Linked DNA regions of Homo sapiens: region 1 is linked to region 2. Evidence: chromatin contacts called from ENCODE Hi-C data. All regions are on one chromosome and are shown on one strand. Each heading gives the region's core, a stretch centred on a gene start or an enhancer-like site at or near the end of the contact. The rest is flanking DNA. Distances are from core to core; before and after follow the strand shown.

Region 1 (4,286 bases), core at 1,687-4,186, 4.3 Mb after region 2:
GGGAGGAGATAGAGGCAGGAAGTTATTCTACCACATTTGTCCAGAGTCTGCCCTGTTTGGGGGCATCAGTGGGCAGAGCTGGAAAGCCATGGTGGCTGCTGAGATTTGGAAGTACAAGACCAGGAGGAAGGAAGGAGGATGCTTAGGTATGGGGCTCAGGTGTGGGGTTCAGGTAGCCCGTGCATGGTGAGGAAAGGGAACAAATGAGAAGAGTGTGGTAGATGGTGGTGTGTTCTATCTATTTTGATGGTGGGTCAAAAGAGGGAGGTGAGGAATGGGTTGAGAGGATTTGGCCCCACTTTGAATGCAGGGCGAGGGGAAACCAGCATCTCAGATGTGCCTCAGTTTGTGCAGGGCTAAGTGGGACCCAGAGCAGGAGGGGCAGACTTGGACGGGAGGCCAGTGACTCTGGAGTTTGCAGTGAATATGCAGGGTCCTGGGTGTGATGCTTGGGTTGTTTATCTGGCCTAGGGGAAGCGACCAGAAGGCACGTGCCTCCAGTCCAGCCAGGCTGCAGGTGTTAAAAATCTCTGCAGTCACATTTTCTGGCTTCTCTGAACAGCCCCTGTAGGTGCTCACACATGTACACATGCATGCATATATATTTATATATATATACATTTACATATTTATATATATTTAAATATATTTAAATATTTAAATATATTTTTATATATATTTATATTTTATATATGTGTATGCATACACATGCACACAGATGTACACACACATATGCACATACACATATGCACACACACACCCTACAACTCAGACCTTTCCTTTCAGAGCTACCCCTGACCGAGACTTCCTTGCCATGTTACAAATGAGCATCTCTTTTAGAGTAGTGTAATAGAACGTGGCACTTCTTGATAAAAATAGAATTCTTTGACTTCTGCCCAGGCTGCCTGGTGGGCAGGCTCACAGCCTCGTTCTTTCTCAGCTTTCCACGTTATTAATTTTTAGTGCCAAAAGACAGTTCTGCTGCTCCAGGCCTCCAGCTGAGCTCTGCTAGGTTGGAAGTCCCTTCTCAGCCTGATTCCCATTAGCACAGAGCTTGGAGAAGACCCTTCCTCACTCTGATCCTGCTGTCTGGAGCTGGCAGATGCACTCCTCACCCAGCAGCCAAGACCCATGCTCCTGGTTTAGAAGGGTCCGTCCTGACAGCTATCTCCACTAGGCAGCCCAGGGTTCCTCTGGACACAGGACCCTGCCAATTTATTAGTCACGGTGGCACCGGATAGACACAGCTTCACCCAGTGATCTGCCGGCACTGCTCTCTCTTCCTCCAGTCCTGGGCTTCTTCATGTCCAAACCACGTGGAGAACAAGATAACTAGGATCAGCTCTTTTGGAGATAGAAGTCACCTTCCAGCCTGGGATCAGTGGCATAGTCTCAGCCCAGGTCTGGAGACAGGGAGGCTGCCATGCCTGCCAGCCCCATCCAGCCCCAGCTGGCAGCAGTGTGAAATAGTGCTCGCTAAAATGAGCCTGCTGTTTGCCTAGATGTGTGTTTCCCAATAATTCAGAGACCTAGATAATGGGAAAGGCGAACATCTCGTATCCCCCACTTCCCTCAGCAAAAAGAGAACAGTGCCGCAGCCACAGGCAAGGTGGGTTAGAAAACCTGTCTGCTGGCAGATTATTGTCTGTAACTTGCCTCCTTAGTTCTTCCAACACTCTCTCCTTCCCCCTCCTCCCCTCCCATGGTCCAACCCTGAGGGTTCCAGCAGCAGCTGGGAGGTCTCCGATGTTATCTCAGAGCTCCCAATCTGCTGACATTTGAAAATCTTCTGGCTATAACTTGCTCACTTAGCGGCTGCTGCTCTGCAGCCCTGAGCCCTCCTAAAGGAGACCCTACACAGAAGAGTACAATGTAAACAGCCGTCGCCAGAGTCCCCCCAGCCAGAGATAGCCCTTGGGTACATTTTGCAATATTTTGTTTTGTTTGCTCTCAGACCGGACTTGCCCCCCTTTTTAGCACAGCCCAATTCTACTACGTATACTCCCTCCTTGTTCTTTTTGTTTGGCATTATATCCTAAGCATTTCCCTGCATCATCCAAGCTCTGTGGGATGTCATTTTTAACACCCACACAGCGTCCTCTGGTGTGGTTGTATGACAAGTCACTTAACTATTCCACACCCAAAGCCTCCCCTTTTCCAAACTCTTCCCTGGGACCTCCTGAAGGTAACAGCAAGATCTGAGCAGCGCTGGATGGATCCTGCTCTCAGTCCCCTGTCTGGGAACAACGCTGAGCCTTAACAGGGATGTCAGCTTCCTAGGGCTGCTGTAACAAATCCCACAAACTGAGTGCCTTCAAACATTGTCTGGTAGTTCTGGAGGTCAAAGGTGCAGAACGAGTTTCACTGGGCTGAAACCAAGGTAGGGCTGTGCTCTCTCCTGAGGCTTTAGGGGAGAATCTGCTTCCTGAACTTTTCTAGCTTGGAGAGCTGCATTCCTTGGCCCTTCGTCCCCCTTGCTTCTCTTCCAAGCCAGTAGTGTAGCATCCTCAGATCTCCCTCTGCTTTCGTCTTCACGTTGCCTTTCCTTTTCTGCAGTCAGATGTCCCTCTGTCCCTCTTATAAGGACATTTGTGATGACATTTAGGGCCTATGTGGGCGATCCAGGATCATCTGTAGATCTAGAACTTAAACTTTTTTTTTTTTTTTTTTTTTTTTAGATGTGGTCTCACTCTGTCACCCAGGCTGGAGTGCAGTAGCACCATTTCGGTTCACTGCAACTTCTGCCTCCTGGGTTCAAGCGATTCTCCTGTCTCAGCCTCCCAAGTGGCTGGGATTACAGGTGTGCACCACCATCTCCAGCTAACTTTTTTGTATTTTTAGTAGAGACAGGGTTTTGCCATGTAGGCCAGGCTGGTCTCGAACTGTTGACCTCAGGTGATCTGCCTTGGCCTCCCAAAGCGTTGGGATTACAGGCGTAAGCCACCGCGTCCGGCCACATTATTCTTATTTGCAAAACAAATACTTATCTGGCATCAAACAGATACTTTGCATCCGGCAAAAACAGGTGGAGGTGACTGAAGGCGAATGTGGGAGGTCATGGTGGGTTAATGATCGCCAGCGCTGTCCGGTGAAATCAACCACCTGTGACAAAGGTGGTTTTTCACTTTTACTGAACAAGCATGCTATTCTACAGTAAACTCCTTAACAAATGTAGCTTTTCAAGGTCCTTAGGACTATTACCTTTCAATATTATTGGGAAGTTCTTTGCTCTTCTTAGCAGACTGCGAAACTCAACTTTGTGATGACAAGATACAGAATAAATGCATATTAACTGAAATTCTAGGCTCACACCTATGTGAGCTTTTCTCTCTCTAACAAGATGTCAGGGCCGGTTCAGGGAGTTCATCTCCAGCCACCTGTGCTAATCATCGCCCATCCTTTCCAAGTATCTAATGACACTCCCAACCAAGGTCTCTATAATTTCCAGCCAAAAATGAGTTACAACATATGGAACATCTAATTTTCTGTTTCCATTCTAGTTATTTTATTCTTATGAGCTTGTGGGCTCCATCTACCAACCTCTGGGCAAATGCTCATCTGACTTCCATAGACACACAGCAAGCAGACAACCACACAAAGAGGAAGAGGGAGAATATTTACCAGCCATGGAACATCTGCTCTGTGCTTATATCTCATATGCATTATCTCTAATTATCAAAAGAAGGTATTATTATTATTATTGTTCCGCATTCACAGATGACAAACTGAAGATCAGATTGGTTAAATACTTGTCCAACATTAACTTAGCATTTGGGCATCATAGTTGGAATTAAAACTTGGGTCTGCTCATCTCCAAAAACACCCTAAGCCTTACCACACTCATGGGACACAGCTGCAGCTGCAGGTTCTGAAAGGAAAACTAAAACTTCAGAACCCAGTTCACTATGCCAAAAAGGCAAAAAAAAAAAAAAAAAAAAAAAGCCAAAAGCTGAGTCATGCAAGAAGCTGACTTTCCTTTTGCTCCTAAGTAGATAGCTACAGATAAAAGGTTAAATAGCTCCACAGGTAGCTACTGTATGTTCACCTTATCTTACGTAAACTGCTGATTTATTGAGCATGAGACAAATACGTAATTGACTATCCCCTACCTACTCCGTTTCCTTTGCAACATGTGGATTCAGTCATGTGACCATACACTGCCTTTCTCCTCTCCAGCCTACTTTTCCACTTTAAATATCAAAGCCCTCAAAATCATCTTTGGAGAAAGGCACAGACTAGCGACTGTTTCTGTGATTTCGTGTCTTTTTACTTCCAGACATGTCCTT
Region 2 (4,267 bases), core at 1,599-4,098:
GATTATCCATAGAGTCAGGAAACTGAGGTCCGGAGCAAAAAATGACAGAGGCGTAGCCCCACATTCAGGTCTGGAAACCCAGGTCTCCTTGCACTCCGCCCTAGGGCTCCTTATGCCATACCAAGAAGCTTGTATCCACTCAGCGGTGTCTGCTGAGTGCATGCCATGCCCTGAGGTGTGTGTTTGGGGTGAGGCAGAAGGACTTCAAGGATTAGGCTAAGGATGGAGAGAGCAGGACCCTTTCCCCACAGGACAGCACCTGCAGCAGTTCTGGGCTGCCCTTTCCTCTGTCCCTAAGTCCACCCCTCCTGGCTAAAACGACAGCATCGGTGCTCCAGTGCTTGGAGTTGATATAAGGGCCCTGATTTTATGGCCGTGAGGGATCGTATGACTGTGACTTCATGGTGGTAGAGTACTTTTTTTTTTTAAGCTTCTTGGCAAAGTCAGTATTTTTGCTGATGGATGGAAAAGTCAGTAGTTCTGCTGATGGATAAGCAAGAAAGGGGCAGAGAAAGTGTGGCCAGAGGAAACTACGGTATGCATGCAGGGTGGGCTGGGACAGGCATGACCCCCCCAGCCAGAATGAGTGTAGTGGTCCCATGGGAGGAGCCATGTGCTGTCCAGGCCCAGCCAACCTCACCCGCCGGTGGCAGGAGTACAGAGGCCGGCGGTGGCAGGAGTACAGCACAGACCAAGACCACAGTCTTGGTCCCGAGGAGCCTGTGGAGTCACAGACTGGGACCAAGACTGCCTCCCACACCCTCCAGTCAGGGGTGGCTCTAGCTGATTTCCTGGGCAGGCACCTATCTGTCCTGGGCACACCCTCCCTAGCTCAGCAGAAGCAAGGCCTTCCTCGTCCCAGCAAGTAGCTGGGCTGGGGGAACGTGGCGCCTGCCCACACAGTGTCCCATGTCCCACTCCACCGCTCACCCACCCAGGCCCACAGGCACCTATGCCAGGGCAGGGCTGGGGCCACGCCACACCCTGGCAGCCCTCACCCGGTGGCCTGACAATGCCGCTTCACTCCCAGGCACAAGTCGGAGCAGGATGGTGGAGGGCACCTAGGAGCCTCCAGCGGTAGATGGCAGCCCAGACCACCCCAGCCTGCTGGGACCTGTGAGGGTGGGAAAGGCAGGCAGTGGGGGCAGCCAGCCCCCAACCTCACGCCCCAACCTGAGCCCAGGCCTCAGGGTACGAGCACCACAGCACAAGGGGTACCAGCACTCCCGAGTGACCAGGCCTCCTTGTCCAGTGTCCCAGGGCAGGCATCTGGAGGGCAGGGAGAGCTCCTTGAGGAAGGGCAGCCATTCCCTCTCTCATTTATGCCACACTTCCCGGGCACCTGCTGGGTGTCTGATGGCATGCCAGTTGGGAGGTGGAGGGTATGAAGCCAAGACTGCTACCCTCAAAGCCAGGAAACAAAGACAAGGAGGACAAAGCCTGTGGGATGGGGGACAGTGAGGGGCCCAGGGTGTTTGCTATAGGGCCAGGCCCTGTCCTGGGGAGCTCACAGCCTGATCCCACCAGCAAATCCCACCAGCAAGTCTGGCACCCTAACAGAGGGATGGCAGGCACCTGAGCTGGGGGCACTGGGAGCAGAGGAGAGCGGGGAATCCAGAAAAGCTCCAAGAAGGAGGTGGCCGGAAGCTGAAATGGGAAAGAACAAGGAGCAGGTGACATCCAGGTAGATGGCAGTGGTGCGGGGGGGGGCGGGCGGGGGGGGGAGGCGTGTGTTAGTGCAGGGAGGGCTAGGAATAAAGGAAAAGGAAGACACAGAAGGTGCCCCCATCTTGTGTCTCTGGCTACAGTCCCACGATGAAGGACAACTGAGAACCAGATGTGCACAGAACCACCGTTCAGGGAGTCTGGACCCAGCCCTGTCTGCACGTTATCTAAACGGTGACAGCAGCAGCTTTGGAGTCCCCTCTGCCGGCTCCACCACCACGTTGCTGCTGGGCCTCGGCATCAAGCCCTGCCAGGTGGCCAGAAAGGCAGGTGGCCGGGCAGGCAGGCATCACTTAACCTAGCGACAATCAAGCCTGTGCCTGGCATGAAGTCAGGCCCCCGGAGGTGCTGGCTGAACCTGAGGCCTTTCCTAGCCGTCAGGTTTTGCTGGGCACTGTGCTCTCAACATGCTCCGGGGCGACACACCATCCTCCCTCCTGCTTCAACACAGGGCAGCTCTGCAGGGGGCAAACACAGGAAGCCACAGTCACCACAGTGAGCCCATAAAGGAAGACAGTCCCAGCTACCTGTGTGTGCGAGGAGTGGGGTCCATTCTAGAGATCCCCAGGAATGCACAAACCGTCCCCAGCCCCTGGGCTCAGGACCAAGGAGGAAGAACTGAGCTGGGACATCTGCTGGGGCCACCTTCTCTCTTCTCCCTCTGGCCTCAGGAGGGCCAAGAAAAACACACACGATACCAGTGCCCTATGGTGGTCTGGACTCAAGAGAGCTGGCTTGGACGCTATGCTGAGAACACTAGGGGCAGGTCTGGCCCTGGGAGCAAGTGTGCCACGGTTCATCAGTGACATCTGCCTGGGGCCAAGCAGAACTTGTGCTGGTCAAATAGCAAAGGATGAAGAGAAGGAAAAATTCTACACACATGGGAACCATGAGTCTCCAGCATGGATAAATAAGACTGTAATTACCCCTCCTTAGCCCCCACTCGCTCCTCCAAAAAAGCTTTCTGGAGGAAACAGACAGCAGAGCAGACATTTCATGCAAACTGGTCTCTTTTCATTACAGGAGTTTGCAGCAAAAGATCAGACTTCATCTAGAGAGCAAGAAACTCTCTATTCTATCACCAAGAATGTATTCTATAGCAGGAAACTGGGGGAGGGCATATCGGGACACAGTTGAAAAGCCGGGGAGGAGGAAGGTTCAGAAGTGACAAGTTTCTAATGACTAATATCTCGGCAGGAAGTGAAAATCTCAAAAGATGTTATCAACTTTGCAGCAGCTGTCCAAGTTGGGGGGTGGGCAGGGGTTGGAGGTGACCTGGCAGCCCAGCCGGTCCCCTGCCCACCCGCACCTGACAAAATCCTCTCTGTCCAGCCACACTTGCCTCCAATGCCTTCCTCAAACCCCTCCGCCGGCAATGATCACTTCCTCAGCAATCAGTGCCCCCAGGCCCCTCTCTCGTGTCCCTGCCTGAGTCCCACACAGGGAACTGAGATCCTCAGGGTCCCCAGGGCAGATGCTGGAACATGCTCACCTCTGAATCCCCCCAGGGCTCTGCACAGTGTGGCCCACAGCAGATGCCTGCCAGCTGCTGGCTAAATGGAACTGGCTGCGGGGAGGAAGGCTCTGGTGAGAACAGAGGCTTTTTGGGACCTCCAACTAAACGCACCCTCCCCCATCTACAGTGTAAAGAACACTTTATTTCGAACAGCAATAAATCAGCATGCTGCATAAACCAGGAGCTTGGCTAGACACACTGTGTCTATTACCTCTCATCCTAACTCTTGCAGGCAGTAGCAGGGTTAAGTCCACCAGGTATCTGCTAATGCAAGGTCCATTTGATCAATAGGTATTTTTCATTGCTTGGAATATTGGAGTAAATGAGAGGGCTAAAGAGGTAAATATATGTCACATGTGTGTGTTAAGAAGCAAAATAAAGGAACATAGGAGGAAGTGACAGAAAACATAGCTCTTACAGACAGGTGGTCAAAGAGGGCCCTCGATGAATCGTCAGCTGAACAAAATGCGAGTGTAGGGAGGGTGTGAGCCAGGTGGACGGGTGGAACTGGAGAATCCCAGGCAGAGGGAACAGCCAGGGGCAAGGGGTTACAGCCAGAACAGGCCGTGCAGTCCTGCTGAGCACAGAGCCTGGGGTGGCCCAACCGACCTTTGAGGCCATTCCAACAGTCTGGCAGCATCTGCAGTGGTCTCTGCAGTCAGGCTCATTCCGAAGCCTCAGGAGGCACAAGGAAGTCTCACACAAGTAACTCACTGTGATCCCAGGGGTAGTTTAAGCTTGGGTTCCAGGCACAGATGACTGGTAGTGGTTACCTAGAGTTCTGTGTTGAGAAGGATTCTGAGGCCAGATCTGGGCTCAGAGACAAAGAGGGCCAAGATCGGTCAATGGTGCCTGTCAGAGCCAGGAATGAAGATGTGGTGACACTCCCTTACGGAGCCCAATGGGACAGGCACTGTAACACGTATGTGGTATACAACATGCCGAGGGGATGTGGGCAAAACACCAGGAACTCTCTTCACTAGTTACGAAGCTACAGACTGAGTTTCCTCTGCTAAACCAGCCTTA

The links. Hi-C counts contacts between places; a loop is a spot of excess contacts on that map. Pooled maps may share reads with other maps.
Region 1: a map with no recorded cell type shows a loop between it and region 2 (9-fold over the local background). The contact joins two enhancer-like sites. A Hi-C loop is called at or near these places in 3 of 37 single-sample maps with no recorded cell type and 3 of 50 pooled maps.

The regions. Positions count from the first base shown.
Region 1 is chr14:95,658,980-95,663,265 of GRCh38, forward strand. TCL6 (T cell leukemia/lymphoma 6) reads left to right here. Exons shown (of 8, transcript NR_028288.2): 4 at 3,501-3,685. Among named protein-coding and RNA genes, the nearest start is that of TCL6, 9.0 kb to the left of the region's middle. Within about 2 kb of position 2,937, at least 6 of the 41 ENCODE cell types and tissues checked have a DNase peak (open chromatin) inside an H3K27ac peak, as active enhancers do.
Region 2 is chr14:91,370,828-91,375,094 of GRCh38, forward strand. All of the region lies in intron 3 of CCDC88C (coiled-coil domain containing 88C), which reads right to left. LOC107984673 (a long non-coding RNA gene) reads left to right here. Exons shown (of 2, transcript XR_001750858.2): 2 at 1,809-3,424. Among named protein-coding and RNA genes, the nearest start is that of CCDC88C, 45 kb to the right of the region's middle. RefSeq lists enhancers at 926-1,538, 3,142-3,211. Within about 2 kb of position 2,849, at least 12 of the 41 ENCODE cell types and tissues checked have a DNase peak (open chromatin) inside an H3K27ac peak, as active enhancers do.